Regions from separate parts of the Mus musculus genome. Here region 1 is linked to region 2. The links are chromatin loops, found by intact Hi-C in ENCODE. Cell type or tissue: gastrocnemius. All regions are shown on one strand. Each heading gives the region's core, and the rest is flanking DNA. Links, peaks and the distances in the headings are about the cores only. Region 1 holds the start of Pnoc (prepronociceptin). Region 2 overlaps Elp3 (elongator acetyltransferase complex subunit 3).

The links. A loop is a pair of places that touch in the nucleus more often than their neighbours do. Peaks named below come from ENCODE experiments on the same cell type or tissue, not always from the same donor. Only the 100,000 strongest peaks of a DNase experiment are listed, where the experiment ranks them.
Region 1: a loop joins it to region 2, with 4 times the contacts of the local background. A loop is called at or near these places in 22 of 42 quality-filtered maps.

The regions. Positions count from the first base shown.
Region 1 is chr14:65,418,742-65,427,431 of GRCm38, reverse strand. Pnoc (prepronociceptin) reads left to right here and starts at 1,960. Exons shown (of 4, transcript NM_010932.2): 1 at 1,960-2,294. In gastrocnemius, for the core only: no CTCF peak of the experiment used is centred there; a DNase peak (open chromatin) is centred at 823.
Region 2 is chr14:65,562,324-65,570,323 of GRCm38, reverse strand. Elp3 (elongator acetyltransferase complex subunit 3) reads left to right here. Exons shown (of 15, transcript NM_001253812.1): 8 at 4,851-5,012; 9 at 6,946-7,072. Among named protein-coding and RNA genes, the nearest start is that of Elp3, 27 kb to the left of the region's middle. In gastrocnemius, for the core only: no CTCF peak of the experiment used is centred there; a DNase peak (open chromatin) is centred at 3,623.

The DNA of each region.
Region 1 (8,690 bases), core at 326-8,325, 140 kb after region 2:
GAGGGGGGAGGGAGGGAGGGAGGAAGGAAGGAAGGAAGGAAGGAAAGAAGGAAGGAAGGAAGGAGAAGAGAGAGGAGAAGAGAAGAGAAGAGGAGAGGAGAGGAGAGGAGAGGAGAGGAGAGGAGAGGAGAGGAGAGGAGAGAAGAGAAGAGAAGAGAAGAGAAGAGAAGAGAAGAGAAGAGAAGAGAAGAGAAGAGAAGAGAAGAGAAGAGAAGAGAAGAGAAACTGAGCTGAGAACCCACATCCATTGCTCTCAGCTCCCTGACAGTGGCCACAATATGACCGGCAGCATCAAACTCCACCCAATTACTTCCCACCATGAAAGACTGCACCCTCAAACTGTGAGCCCACACATACCCTTTCTCCCTTAGGTTGCTTTTGTTGTGTGTCTGCTTCCCAGCTATGAGAAAAGTAGCCATTGTACAGCTTTCAAGCTCAAAGTTGCCTCAAGATCCAAGAGAGCAGCTAGAACTCCAGCCATCACGCGTGTGCTCCAGGAGATAAGCTTGAGGGAGGGAACACACAAGCCTCTGTTAGCTGAGTTGAGATCTTTAAAAGACCTTCCTCAAAATCCAAACCTAAAAACCAGCAGCATGACTTTTGGTGACTCGAGCTACACAAAAGGCTAGGAAAATACAGGGTTTTAGCTGAGTACACTGTCACTTTAAGTAAAATCAAAGACATGGCTCTATAAAGAATAACAAGGGATGGAAAATATTGGGCAGCCACCCAGCAAGAGCTACCACAGCGTGTACAAGATGAGGCTCCATACCCAGGACCAGCAGGGTGCATAACTATCTCTCCACGCCCCATGTCATGCAGAAAGCGTGTACTGGCTGCTTTGACCGTAGTGACCACGTGGACCTCAGAGAGCTCTGTGCCAAGTGGGCATGCTGGTTCCCTGGGCCTTTTCACTAGGAACATGTGTGAGTAGGAATTTCGTTTTCAGGGCTTGTTCTTAACCTGGGCAAGTGTTTGCTGTTCACTTTTTGTTGAGATAGAATTCCTACAAGGACAAAATTCACCATTCTAAATAACTCTTTCATCACACTTAAAAGAAACTCTGTACCCATCAGTAGCCAGGGCAGGTGCTTCCCTGAACCCTCCTCTGCCCAGTCCCCAGTCTACCAAGAACTAGACTTGCCACCTGAACAGGTGCTTGCTCTCCTCAGATGATGAAAGCCTTGCATTCTGGAATGTTTCAAATCTTAGGAAAATGAAGAACAGGGTCCTGGTGCAGTTCTCCCAGGGGCAGGGAAGGGAGATCCTCAGAGATGGGGTACACTCTGAGCACTGGGACTCCAGCTGCCTGGGTGCCACCTGTCCGCAGGCCACTCCCTGCCTGGGCTAAGAAGAAGATTTGGGTTCCACAACAAGGGCTGGGGCATCTTCAGCAGCCTGCAACATCCTAAGGTGCAGCGGCAGCTTGGAAACCTCCCAGATACCAATGTGAGACTTCAGGTAGCACCGATTACAGGAAAAAGATGGTGAGATAGGAGAGAATGTGGCACTAGCATTTAATAAAGGCCTCTGCGTCCCAAACACAAACAGAATCTCATCGCTCCACTCCCGTCTTGGGAGTTGGTGCACCCATTCTACAGAAGGGAACCTGAGGCCCACCGGACATGCACCTGCTGCAAAGGAGAAAGCTGCAGTCTCAAAGCCCCTGCCGAGCTTGTGCTCTGATCTATACTGTGCCGCGCTGTGAGCACCTGTGGAAAATGCTTCCAGAATCACCCCGGTGTGGCCTAGCCCTTGCCACCCCAATGGGGCCAGGACATTAGGAGGGGTCTCAGCTGAGCCAGTGGGAGCTGGGCGTGAGTTCCCCCTCCCTCCTGTGTGCTGCCTGATCCTCACTCCTCAGGCGGAGAGGTTATTGGAGAAGACTCCAGGTTTTGGGGTCTGCCTTATCCCTTGTCACCAGGAGTCTGTTTTTCTGAGTGACTTGCCAGCTCTCCCTAGGCTGGCCATCCTCACAGTGGCTCTGAAAGCAGCCGGAGAGGCAGCTGAGGGATCCTAGCTGATCGGGAGTCCAGGTGAAAACAGGCTAGAGGCTGCGTTGATGGGAGGCTGGCATGTCACAAGTCTGAACGCGGAGCAGGGGAGGGGGCCAGGCAGGCAGGATTGTAGTTGGGCTGTTTGGTTGATGAAGGGGGTCAGCGTAGGCATGTGTCATCATCGAGGTAGGCAGGGAAGGGGAGGGCTGTGCGTGGGGGGAGGATATATATGCTGGTGTGGCTGACACAGAGGAACAAGCCTCACATCTGAGAGAACCCTGAAACGGACAGCGTCAGGTAGGCAATGCATGTGGCCCCAGCAACCAGCCGGTCGACAGTATCTGCCCAGAGCCTCTCCGGAGAGCAGGGCAGTCTGGGCAGCTCCTCCACCCCTGTCTTTTGTCCACTGTGGCTGCTTGCTGGCCTCTTGTGAGATTGTGGCTTCATTCATCTTCTCAGTGTTCCGATGGTGGAGAAGGGGGAGGGCTGAGGGCTGGCTAGTCTCAAAGAGAAATGCGAAAGAAAGCTGAACTTGGAAATGAGGAAAAGTTTTGCTTCCCCAGTTGTGGCCGCTACTGGGTGACGGATACACATGGAAGAGGTGGCTGCGGGCGAGAGGGTGGACACTGGGAGGGGGCTTGCCATTCAGAGGAGCCCTGGGAAGCCCCTGGAGCACACCTTATGTCGGATTTTTGTTCTGTGGCTTCCTGCCCTTTGTGCAAACTGTCGTCTGGTGTCATTGAATCTGATGTCATTCTGGTTCTCTTACACCTTAATGGAAATTGTCAATAATGTGGGGAAAGACAGATCCAAAGGCTGAGCTTCACCTGAGTCCATGGCTGAATGCAGTCAGTAGCCGGCAGGGTGATTTTCGTGGTCGTTTTTTTAAAGGCATGACCTTGGTCCTCTGGATCCTGGGTTGTTCCCAGGTATCCTCTCTTCCTTGACATCTTTCTCCCCACTGCTCGTCTGTCCCACCTAAAAGGTCTCTGCCCAGATTGCATGGAACTCTCCCAGGTCAGGGAATCTGAACTAGCACTGCTTTCTCTCAGCCTCCTCCTCCTCCTCCTCCTCCTCCTCCTCCTCCTCCTCCTCCTCTCTTTGTGTATTTCTTTCCCCTCCCTTCTCTACTCATCCCCTTCTCTCCCCCATCTCCTTTTGAACTTGGAGAAGTTCGGGGGTGGGGGGATTTCAAGTAAGGCAGGATGATTCGGAAAAGGGGGCTATTTAAAGCATGCTGCTTTGGACTTGAATACCCCAAGCCTGGGCTTAAACATCTGTGTTTAGCTTCCTCCAGCAGCTCATAATTGCCCCAATTATAACCAATAACATTGTTCAGCAGACTAACAAAAGCTGAGCTCCACACGGCATTTGCCAGCAAGCCCAAACGAGAGTTTCCATCTCAGAGGGAGAAAAGTAACTGCCCGGCTTCGTATCAAAACCTCCCAAAGAGAACGCTGTGATTTCTCGCAGCCTGTGGGTGGATGCTGCACACACCCCTCCCTTTTCTCATTTGTGAAGCCTAGCAGGGAGATATTCTACAAGCTTCCATCAGTGCCATGATACCTTAACAGAAAGGAGTCCTGTTCCTCCGGCTCGCTGAGTCTTCTGCAGGAGAAACTGCCCCAGACATCATCTGAGTCAAGGATACAGCCGCACGTCTCCAGGTGACCCCCAGCACTGTCTGTGGAAAGTGCTCTGGTGTAGCTAAGGGTCATCTTCTTCAGGAGTGGCCGCCGCTGCCTTATCAGCTGAAGTCTGAGGGCACTTAGGGCTGCAGAAAACTCAGCAGGTTTTGCATTGCCGGTGAAGGGAGTAATTGCAGGATTAGACGTTAGCCGAGCCCGAGAATGGAGCTGTCACCAAGCAATTCCGTCTTCAATCAATCAGGTATTTATCAGCTACACCCCACCAGGCAAGGGAGGCACGGGGCTCTATAGACTCAGCAGAGATGCTAATAACAGCACTTTATTTGTGCAATGATTTACGCGCTTCACACCCATTATCTCCAGCAACAACCCTGGAAGGCTAAAAAGAAAGAAAAAAAAATCATTATCTCAAGAGTTGCAGGAACAGGACCCAATGCAGCAAGCGCAGCCCGGAGCAGCTGTCCCAGGTCTGATGCTCACTCCCCTTAAGATCCGTAGAGCTTGTAAACTAGTAGCAGGCACACACCACTGACTGTTAGGAAGCAATGCAAGATAATGGGATAGCACAGGGCTGGGTGTGATCAGTCCTACACTTGAGGTCCAGAAAGTCAAAGCTGGATGAATTTAGGGTACTTCCTCCGGCAACTGATGCCAGTGGGAAGAGAGGTAGAATTCGCATGGGAGAGGATGGATCCAGGGTTTGAAAGCAGCTAGGACAAAAGCCCAAAGGAAAGGCAAAGGAATTGATCTTTCTCTAATCCAGGAATGGCGTACATTAAGCTAAACTTGGATATATACTTATTTCATCACACACACACACACACACACACACACACACACACACACACGGTGACCATGACCAGTTTAATCCTGTATTGTTCAATCCTGTATTGTGTACTTACAATGATATGCTTCGAAGACCCTTCCTTCCCCCCTGACTCCTCCACTCACACAGACCATAAGGAAATGTTTGTTTCCTGTGCGCTGGGTCATCAGATGCTTTAGGAACAAAAGAACACATCTCAGGAATGAGCATCATCACGACATCGGCTTTGGGGGGCTTGAGTTCCTGAGAACAAAGGGATCTTTGAAACAGTTCTGTTTCGATACCTTCATCTGCTCCCACCGTCTCACATAGATCTTACATTTTAACCACAAACTCTAGCTGTGATAGTTGGGGCACACCAATTTGAGGGAGCAAGGGGACACAAGTTATTTTCTGAGCATCATAACCCTCGAAAGGTTACACCCACTTTGAACCTCAACTTCCCATGGCCCTGGGTCTGTCAAAATCCTGGCAGCTGCCTAGGCACTGCAGCAGCATAGACCAGCCAGGTAGGGAAAGCTGGGCTTGCCTTCCTGCCAAGCAGACAAGGCTCTGCAGCCTACAGTGTCACAACCAGCCTCTCTCCTCCTCGTGCTGGTCCTGTGATCTTCCCCCATCCTGTCACCCCATTCATCCTTTCATTCATCCAGCTGAGAACGTGCGTGGGTTCCTGAGAGGAGCAGTGCACGCGCCTGTAGCACTCAGTCACCAGCTTTCTCCCAACTCACCATCAAAGTCACAAAATGTGAATGAACCTAGACCAGTAGTCTCCAAAGGGGCTTACCTACCCAGATACCTACTAGGCGACTAGAAACTGAGGTGTTAAATTGGTTTTTATCTTATTACAACACACACACACATTTCCTCTGCAGGCACATATTGAAGCTAGAGGTCAACACCAGGTGTCCTTCCTCCTCTACTGTTCTCCGACATATTTACTTGAGCAGAATCTCTGACCAAATCTCAGAAGCTCAGAGTTTAGTTAGAGTGACTGACAAGCAAGGCAGCAGGCTCTGCTTGTCACTGTCCCCAGCCTCAGCACTGGGGTTACAGGCACACAATACCACTCCTGGCTTTTTACACGACTTCTGCAGAATCCAAGCTCAGGCATTCATGTTGTGTAACAAGCATTTTATAGACTGAACCATCTCCCCACCCCCTAAATCTTATCTTTCTTAATTTCTCCATTAATGGATTTTATAAAATATGGAACATGATTTGAAGAGATTAGGAATGTATGTTCAAAACTAATTGTAAGAGTAACTGTGGTTAATGACAACTTATTCTTCACTTTAAAATAGCCAGGGTAGAGGACTTAGAACATTTGCTACACAAAAGAATGAGCTGACTGCCCCGATCTAACTGTTACACAGTGCACACCGTGTGGAAATAATACACCATACCTCCAAAAACGTGTATAGTCATGTCAATTAAGACTCTCTTTAAAACTGGTTGTTAGAAATACAAAATTAAAGAAGTTGTGAGATTATATGAGTCTAGATTCTGTCATTATCTTCCTATCTGGGTTTTCTGATTATTTTTAAAAGAACGTAGAGTGCTTTTATAAATGTAAATAAAAACTTTCAGAAGTCCATTCAAAACTACCTTGACAATGACATGACAGCATTTACCAGAATCGGGAAGGAGAGGATTAAAAGCATTCCCTTCCAATGTGTGACAGCCAAAGGGACATGTGCCTGGCTTCCCTCCTGGCCCTCTGTGAAACCCAGTGATCTTCATGACCTTCATCTGGGGCTGCTGAAGCCAATGCCACGTTGACTCCTCTTCTTCCCTCCTTCTCTCTTGCTTCTCTCACTGGTAGAGGGCAATCCTGGCCATTCATACAATCAAAGGATACTTAACCATCTCATGCAACTGCCTGTCTTTATAGACAGAGAAATCCAGAGCCAGGAAAAGCAAGTGCTGTATCCAGGATCCCACAAGTAACAACAGAACCAGACCTAGAACCCAGGACCTTGTCTCTAAGCACAGGGCTTCTTCTCATTCACAGGTCCACCGAGGCACCCTTGATCCACGTAGGTAGCTAGGTGCTTTGAGCCCTGACTCCTGAGCCCGTCCTCTCCTCTCTGGGTAGAAATGGAGAGCAAGGGAGAAACCGTTTAAGAGTAACTGTATAGCTGGGCCTTTAATCCCAGCCCTTGGGAGGGACAGGCGGGTGATCTCTAAATCTGAGGCCAGCCTGGTCTACAAAGTTAACTCCAAGATAACCAGAGCTACACAGAGGAACAACAACAACAAAGAGCAATTGAGTAATTGTATCCATCAAAGAAAAGAAAGAAAGCTGTCTCCCTGGGTAAGAGAAAGCTGTGCTCTATATGGAAGTTTTAGCTCCTGGGCTCTGAGAAAGCCCATGATTCTTTGGTGCTTCCATTAAACAATGGGTGTGGGGGTCCTTCCTTCTAGATGCACATAAAGCCACTTTCTGTTCACCAATATCCTCTTTTAATTGTTTTAACTGTTCTTTACAGGTTATAGATGACCTTTATATTCATCTATAACCCTGTAATCTGGAGGCAATTTAATATACCTTTCTGGGGTAAATACAAGTTCATAGGAGTTAAGCAGTTTGCCTAATTAACATATAACAGAATCCTGCCTGTGATAGATCAGAGAACCAGGATAGGAGGAAAACCCTGTATTCTCCCAATGATTTGGAGCTGGTTGACTATGAATATCTCTTGGTGAATCAGGGACAGGGACTGAGCAGTCCTCCAAATGAATTTGCATGCAGACAGATCATCAGAGGTACCCTCAATATAAGCGTGGGGGGCTCAATACCAGCTCTGCCACTGCAGTACATCTCTCCCAGCCTCAGTATTCTCATCTGTAAAGTGGAGTTGGCAGCGCTTAGCCCACAGGACAGAATCTTATAAAGCCATTGGCTCTCAACATCTTTCAGTCATGGGGATTCCTTCCCAACAATGTACCACAGTTCACTGCCGTTTCAAAGCCATAAACCTTGTATAGAGTTTATGGGAAGTCAGAACACAGGTCAAAATACCTGAGTTTAAGTCCTAACTCTGCTGTTTATCATCTGGGTCATCTTAGGCTAATTGCTTAACCTTTGGGAACTGATATTTATTCCAGAAAGGAGGGTAAAATGACTCCCCCAGGTGATATAGTTGTAGATGAAAATCAATATCCTCTTTTAATTGTTTTTAACTAAATCACAATATTTCTATATGTCACTGATGGAAAGAGAGCCCGCTGCCCTTCTTCACCAATACAGACTTTCCCCTAGCTCAGAGTCTCCATTCAGCTCATACTGCAGACGCGTCTTCATCCAATAGAAAAACAGCTAATTGTCCTCGGAGGCAAGAGAATACGAAAGTAGATTAAGACTAAATCACAGCGGTGTCTTATCTTTATAAACAGCAAGATACAATCAAATTTATAAGGTGCCATTACCTAAATAAAAGGTAATTAAACCTTTCTTTATTCAATACAAAATGGCCTGATTATAGGATTGCCACACTGAATGGCTAATTGCTCTGGGCTCATTTACAAAATGGAAGCCATTAAAAAACGCAAACATCCTCAGGTACACTGCGCTTCCCTATGGCCAAACATATTTCTGGCTAATAAACAACTGGAGGGAGTCATCTTCACATGAGGGGAGATTCATCATCTTCACCTTGCAGTCAAGAAGACTCTGGAAAGTGAAATGAGTTGCCCCAGGTCACACAGTTACAAAGTGTATGGTCTAAGCACAAGTGTGACTCCAGAGCTGTCTAACTATTCTGTTCCCTTCTCCTGGACACCAGTGTATGCGCACAGCTCCAAACCAGCACACAGATGGAGTTCAGGCTTCTTTTGTTTGTTGTTGGAGGGCGGTGGGGGGGGGGGGGGCGATGATTGTATGTTTGTGATTGTATTGTGTGTATGCACATGTGTGTGTATGTGTATATATGTGTGTGAGTGTGTGTGTGCAGTGTGTGTATGAGTGTATGTGTGTGAGCTTGTGTGTTAGTGTAGGTGTCTGTGATTGTGTGTAGGTGTGTGTACACATGTGTGTCTGTGTGTGTGCACGTGAGTATGCATGTCTGTGTAGGTGTGTGAGTATATGTGTGTATAGGTGGGTGTACATGATTTTTGAGTGTGTGTGTGTGTGTCTGTGTAGATATTTGTGTGATTGTGTGTATGTGTGTAGATGTGTATGTGTGTTATCCTGAGTGTGAGTATATGTGTTTATATGTG
Region 2 (8,000 bases), core at 1-8,000:
ATTTTTCTTTTCTAATAAAAATATTCAAAGTAGTAAGTTTCTTTTTAGGCTCCTTTTTTCTTTCTTTCTTTTTTGAGATAGAGTCTCACTATTTAGACCAGCCTGGCCTTGAACTCAGAGAACAACCTGCCCAGATTCTGGACATTTCTATATGCAAATGCTGTACATTTTCACGTCTTACATTTTAAGTTATTATCATATCATATTTTAATTATTCAGTGTCAAGTTTTCCCTATTACCTTTTCTATTTCTTTTTCAATTCCAGGGATTGTATAAAAATTGTTTAATTTCTGCATTTCAGAACAGTGAGTTTTTGTTTGATATCTTAGTGATTTCTGATTTTATTTCATTTTGTTCAGAGCGTCTATTCAGTTCACCTTCAGTTTTGGTTTTGTTGTCTTTGTTTAGTTAGTAGAGACTTGTTTTATGGCCAGTGTAAGTGCTCTTGATGAGTATGATATGTGCAAAGGAAGTAAATTCTGCTGTGTCTGGTGCCTGTACAACTCAGCTGAGTGAGTGAGAGAACAGCTCAGATGGTATGTGAGTGAGCTGTGCAACACTATAGCACCTGACATAGTTAGCTGAGACAGAGAAAGTCTGCTGTCTTTCCTCACAGTTTTGGAGGGTCCAGGCTATATTTTTAGAATGTGATAGGAAGATTATGGCAGAACAAACCTGCCACTTCATGATGGACTTGAAAGGCAAAGGGAGAGAGATAGATCACTCAGCCCTTCATGGGCAGCCCTTGGTGACATAACAGCCTCCACTAGTCTCTATTTGATATTAGTTCTGCCATAGAGCCTCATGTGCTTCCTGCCAACCCTGTATGCCTTTCCATTTATTTGCTTTCCAGCCTTATATGCCTTTATAGAGCAAGTGGATTCCTTGTAGGCAGAAACCTACAATACTTGTCGGGAAGGGAATGCCCACAGTTGCCCATCTTGATAGTGTGTGCCTTTTAATTGCAATATATCGTGCTGTTAACATTTGGTATAATTAGTGATAACTAGTTTATATTGATTGGACTTATGTCTACTAGTTTAGTCATCCCCCATGCTAGTTTTCACTAACCAAGAATAATTTCACTGAACTCCATTCCTTTATAATACTGCATCTCTTGATAGAGACTGTCTTTAAGAGGAAGTAGTAAGTATCTGATGGAAAGTAGTGTGTACCTGAAGGGTGTGAGGTGGGGGCAGTGGGAATGGCCTTCATTAGGATTCTCTACCAGGCTGCCTCCTGGCCAGCTCCGGCCTCAACCTCCCCGGTAGCTTGGAGATAAGTGCACTTGTGTCTGTGGCTGGTAGGCAGCTGCCATCACTTCCCATTGCCACCCACTTAAGCACAGATTTGTTCTGTGCTTCCATTTCCCTGGGGTCGTAAAATGAAGTGATGGGACTAAACTGACCCCAGGTGGTCCTGGCTGACATCCGTGACTTGGAGGCTTTGATTAGAGGAACGTTTATCTAAAAGGTGAATTCACACTGTTTTCACTTAGCCGTCTCCTTCCGCCAGGGGCAGCTTTCTGTAAGCTTACCTGTGACCTGTGTTCTGTTACTACTATGGGACCCCTGGCTCCTCAGCTATCTGGTCATGACTACAAAATGTTAAGTGTTTTTATCAGCTGTGGAAAAGAAAAACAAGAACGTCAAGGGACGCTCTCTTGACTGATGTGCTAGGGCACCTGACTCGTCTCTAAGCTCCAGTGTCACCAGCTGACCTTTCCTAGTCATACTTAAACATCAAACTACCTTTTGGCTTTTTCAATTATATTGGGCAGAGACTGTTGGCTCTTAGATCCTATTAACATAACCAGTCTCCAGAAAGAAATTAGATTACAATTTCAAAAAAGAGGTAGGTGCATCCTCTAAGCCTACACTCTTAAGTGTAGAGCCTCCCTAATGTCAGTGTGAGATGTATCCGATTTTATTGAGGTATTGTCCAGGTGTGGTGATGGTTTATAAAAGGACATTTTTCTGCGGGTGTGGTTCTGAGGCATTCAGTGATAACCCCAGGTGGCATCAGTCCAAAGAACTTTTAAGCTCTGTTGACCCATCCTGGCCTGTGGAGATGGGACGAATGTAGACTATGACTAATGGAAGTTAATCTCTTATCTCTGTGCCCTCATTTAATTGTTGGTTTGGCTTGAATGGATTGAGTTTGGTTGGGGTCCTATAGCTTGACTGAAGCAGCTCTAGGATAAAAACTAGGTTTTTAGTTCTAATAGAATCTCTGACCTAATGCAAATTACCTTTTCTATTTCCAAGAGGGACAGTAGGCAGCAAGATCACTAGAGGCTATGGGAAGGGAGAAAGTCCTCCTTTGTCCTAGCTACATCTGATTTATTTATTCTTTCTTCATGTTCATTTCTTTGGTTTGATTGGAGGAGTTAGTGATGAACTCCTAAGCTATTAGACACTAAGCATTGTTGGACCCGCTGGGAGCTCCCCGTCTAAAAGGAGGAACAGACATGTCCATAAATAAGCGTGGATGCACACGGAGCTTGTCATACCAAGGGCTCTGAGAGCATGTCACAGAAAAAGAGATGTCTTTGAGCCGAGTTAAGACTAGGTGGCATAGGTTTATTTTTAAGGTGGGGCTCTCCTTTCCCTCCGCCCTGCTCCCCACCCACTCTCACTGTGAACAGTTCCAGCACTGTATGTTTCCTAGAGAGCAGAGCTTCCTACATAGCTGTTACCTTGGTGGCCTGTGAGAAATGAGTAATTCAGAGCATCCCTGCAGCCTTCCTAAGGCAGTCCTCTAGCTGTCATAAAGAGCAGTAGCCCTGGCAGGAAAACTGAGTCCAATTGCAGCCTCTGGTGTTAGAAGTTGAAACAGCTCCTCTCTGCCCCAGAACCTAAGACTGAAATCCCAGAAGGTAAGGTGTCAACTGTGGTCCTGGAAGAAAGGCGCACTGGTTAAGTGGCTGCCCACAGGATGGAGGGAGGATTATGTAGCAGACCCTGAAATGCTCAAATGGAGCAGCATCTTGTGTACTTGTATTAGCATATGAAAAAGAATAGTTACGTAGATATCTTTACATCTCTGAAACAAGGCAGCAGATTTACTAAGATACTGGACTACACATAGCAGCAACAAAATCTCCACAGCTCACCAAAGATTCAATACTCAGTTGTTTTTGATGTTCAGATTTGATAAGAATTTCCCCTTCGTTGCTTTTCAGATGGAAATACAATTCGGAAAGGAAACAGAATATACTGACCCTTTTCTTTTGATTTTCAAGACAGGGTTTCTCTGTGTAGCCTTGGCTGTCCTGGAACTTTCTCTGTAAACCAGACTGGCCTCAAACTCAAATATCCAACTGCCTCTGCCTCCAAGTGCTGGGATTAAAGGCGTGTGCTGCCAATGACTTTTCAAACTGTGGGTTATTTTCTTTCTCCACATTTTCCCAGAGGAAAGACATTTTTGAGGTGGAGTTAAGTTTGTTTTCATTTGCAAGGTGATGGATGGTGTCATGCTTGTGGCAGCCTCCTCGGTGTGCCTGCCTCCATGCTCCATGATGCTCTGTAACAGACAGATCAGTTTGTAGCTCTTCCCTTCCTCGGGGCAGATTCCCATTGCTGCTGTTGCCAGCTCTCTTGTTTTTCCTAGTGATGGAGCTGTCACTGTGCCCAGGCTCTCTGGCCTACGGCCACTTCTTCTGAGAAATACCAGTTGAGAACACGCACAGTTTGTGGTACATGTTAGATTCTGGATCCTAGGATGTTTCCAGGTACTTTCTGAACTACACTCAGAGCTTCCTACCTTCTGTCTTTTATGCATCTTAATATAATTTACCTTTTTTCTTTTTTTCTTTTAATTTTAGAAAGTTCTCTGAAGTCCAGTAACTGCTGTTAGAAGTAGATGAGTTGTGTTTATCATGTGACATTATGTACTTCCTGTCCTCCATGAGAACATTATGGAAAGGTGCAAAAAAGAATGGTTACAGTTAGGTTAGAGATGTACAGACAGACAGAAGTCTGGCCTCTCAGGCTGAGAGTCTAAATAAGCAGACCCACCTTCAACTCTGTCTGGCAGCTTTTTTCACTGTGTCCCAGAACAAGGTGCCTGTTGAGCTTCAGTGTCTTCGTGTGTAAATGAAATATAGGACACCTCTCTGTTGATAGTCAGTGACCCAGTGTCATTCACAATGTCCTCCGTCACTGAGTTCCTGCCACCTACCTCACCAGAGCCCTGACAGATGATATGACCTTGGGCCAACAGTAAGGTCAACATCTCAGAGAACTTAAATCCAAGGCGGACCTCACTATCCTGTATCTTGACTTAGTGAGTGACCAAAAACCGCTCTCTCATCTTACACATTCTTAAAGCTAGGCGTCTTCCAGGTAGAAGAGATTTCACCTGAATGATCCTTGCCGCCTACATTGCTCCCCTTACCTACTCCACCCCTTGTTGCTGTAGTATTTAAAATGGCTCTATGATGCAGGGAGAAATAAGTAATGCAGATGGTTTTGGCTTATGTGAAATCAGTTGCTAGGAATTGAGAAATAGCTTTTCACAGTTGAAATCACTGTTTTGAGGAAGATTATGGCTTCAGCCAGCTGTGTGAATGATAATGATAACGGGAATGAGATGGGGGTGCACCAGTGCAGTTGTGTCGGCTCTTTGAAGTGTGGGTACCGTTGTTGCCGTCCTTTGGATGCCAAGGCCAGAGAGGTTAATAGAATTACTTTCTGCCTGGTGAGGGAGTAGGAGAGCTGGGACTTGAACTTACCCTATCTGGCTCCAGAGCCCACATACTTAGTTAACTGTCTCATCCTAGGAAAAGTAAGAGAAGGCAGGCTAGGAAGAAATGACCCCAGGTGTGTCATTTTACTTCTGCTCTGCAGGTATTCTGAGAGAAGCTTCACAAAGTGTGTTGGAATTACAATTGAGACCAGACCTGATTATTGCATGAAGCGGCACCTAAGTGACATGTTGACTTATGGCTGCACAAGGCTGGAGATCGGAGTGCAGAGTGTCTATGAAGATGTGGCCAGAGATACCAACAGGTGAGATGCTGGCAGGCAGCCTCCTCTGTCCCCACTGACTCTTCTTTCTTCCTTGAGCCCAGTCTCAGAGAAAGATGTGCAATCTTAGCTGTTTAACTCTCTTCTGCCACCCATGCTCTCAGGCCAGCTGTCTGTGCCTTCATTTTCAGTATAGTCATCTGACAGTCCTTTCCACCTAAAAACGTGTCACTGAGTCAGGGAAGGTCAGTCTGTGAGGAAACTTGTAAATAACTGCTCCCTCGGCTGAAGAGCAAAGAAATGAGTGAGGATTTCATTAGCAGCAGACGCTACTGACACAAAGTGGCACCGGCCACTTCACATGGCAGGACTGTAAGGGGAGCTAAGGAAACACACTAGTCCATACTTAGAAGCAGCCTAGAGGAATGGCAGGCCCAGGACTTTGTCCTTTAAGTAACAGTGATCTGTTGGATATTTTTAAGCACAGAGAAAAATCTAATAGGTATTGTACCTACAAAAGAGGAATCTCAGGGCAAGGCAAACTCCAGTAGGAAAGTCTCACCCAAGGAGAGCAGGGTAATCACAGGCTGTGCTAGGAGATCCCTGTGGGGATGTTCAGGGACACTTCCTGAAAAAATAACAGCAAGCGGAGGCTGAAAGGAGACTGCGAGTTACTGGTGTGCATTGGAGGAGAGCTGCTTGAGGATGGGAGCACATGACAGGCAGAAGGTTGGATTACGTGGGGCCCTGGGTGTCAGCACAAGATCCTGGGCTTCAGTCAAGAGGCAGGCTGGGAGCTAAGATAGGAGCATGCCTGCATATAGTCAGTAAGAGCTCCTTTGTGCCAATATGGGAGATGGTTTAAAGGGGGGGTAAGGAGATAGCCTCGACCCACAGCTGTTGGAGCAATTTAATTAGGAAACCCTTGAGTCCTAGAAAGTGTTGTTTGCTACCTGCTGGGAAGCAAGGGCTGGAGAGAAAGGGAAGTGGGAGCCTTGGAGAGAAGAGAGGCTTCACTTTGTAGACACTAAATGTTACATACTTGTGGAACTAAAGGTTTGGTTTAGAACAGTAGACTGTTCCAGATCTGCACTGTCCATGTGACAGTACAGCTGAGGAAATGAATATTTCTTTGTAACTTTATTTGCATAGCTGCATATGCATAGTTGTGACCATATTGTACAGTAACTTTGGAGTAGAATATTTGAGTGCAGAATTCAGAAGAAAGTCCAAGCCTCGACCAGAACATTAGATGTCATTGGTGAAAACTAATTAGAAAAGGAGTGGGGCCATGGGAATAAGTGGGGTGTCTAGGGGGAATATGAGGGAGCCCATGGCTTCTGAGAGCTTCCTGTGCTACCTGGGAGCATCTTGGTGGTAGAAGGAATTGTCACAAGGCCTCAAGTTTTAGTTGCCCCAGTTGTTATCAAGGCCTGCTTCCTACTCCGATGTGGCGGGACAGCGTATGTTACAAGGCCTGATCAGACCCCTGTGCCAGCCAAACCTTTCTCTGATGGACTCTTTGTCATACTAGTGACATCTGCTTTGTGTTTTAGTTTCTTCCCTCTCTCTACCTATATTTCATAGTTGTGAAAGAAGTGATACTCAAATCAGAGCTCCTTCATTATTTAGTGTTGTTATTGTTGCTGTTGCCCAGTTTAGCCCCAAACCTGGATGATCTTTAATTTTTAATCTTTCTGCCTCACAGGAACACAGTGCCCCTTGTTACTTCCTGGCCTTTGCGCAGGTTTATAAGAGATTTCTGAGCACTGTCTTTAAAGCTGTGATTTTGCTCCAGGCCTCCCTAGAGCTGTGTGAAAGTGACTTCTGTTCCCAGCCAAGTAGCTCTTGCTCTCATAGATTGTTTTCCTTTTCCTCTTCCTCTTCCTCTTCCTCCTCCTCTTCCCCCCCCCCCCATGTGTTAGCTTGATTGTCCATTTATCTGTCTGACAGGTGATGCATTTTCTTCCCCCAGGGGCCATACTGTGAAGGCAGCGTGTGAATCTTTCCACCTGGCCAAAGATTCTGGTTTCAAAGTGGTGACGCATATGATGCCTGACCTGCCGAACGTGGGACTGGAGAGAGACATTGAGCAGTTTATAGTAAGTGCGGCCTTGAGCCTGTAGACCCCAAGCACCTCCTCACACTTCCACACCTCACTGCTGTGCGTGCTCACTGTTGTGTTTTCCATTTTTAAAGCTGTAAAGCCTTGTTCCAAAATACTCAAAACACAGTAAAGACCAATCACCCACCTCCCCATTGTCAGACAGAAACTATATTTTAATTCATTCTTTTCAGGCTTTCAAATGCCTGGGCTTGGAGCTGGAGAGGTAGCTTGGTGTTAGAGCACCAACTACTCTTCCCAAGGACTTTGGTTCTATTACCAGCACCCACATGGTGGCTCATAACTGTCCATTACTCTAGTTCCAGGGGATCTACCACCTTCTGGCCTTGCTGGGCACTAGGCATACATGTGGTGCGCAGCTATACATGTAGGCAAACATTTATATACATACATATAAATTTTAAATTATGAAATGCTTAGTGTCTTAGTTAGGGTTTCCTTTGCTGTGAAAGAGACACCATGACCAAGACAACTCTTATAAAGGGCAACATTTAATTGGGTCTGGCTTACAGGTTCAGAGGTTCAGTTCATTGTCTTCATGGCAGGAAGCATGGCAGTATCCAGGCAGACCTGGTGCTGGTGGAGCTGAGAGTTCTACATCTTGTTTCAAAGGCAAACCAGGCAAGACTATCTCTTCCAGACAGCTAGGAGAAGGGTCTCAAAGCCCACCCCTACAGTGACACACTTCCTCCAACAAGGCCACACCTAATCCAACAAGGACACACCTCCTAATATTGACTCTCCCTAGGCCAAGCATATTCAAACCACCACACTTAGGATTTGAGGAACTGAGGCTGTTTTTGCACGTGTAACACAGGCACACTCACATTCACATGACATAGGCTTTTCTTGATGTAGCTTTTTAACTTAATATTATAACAAGCATTTATAGTATAACAAGATAA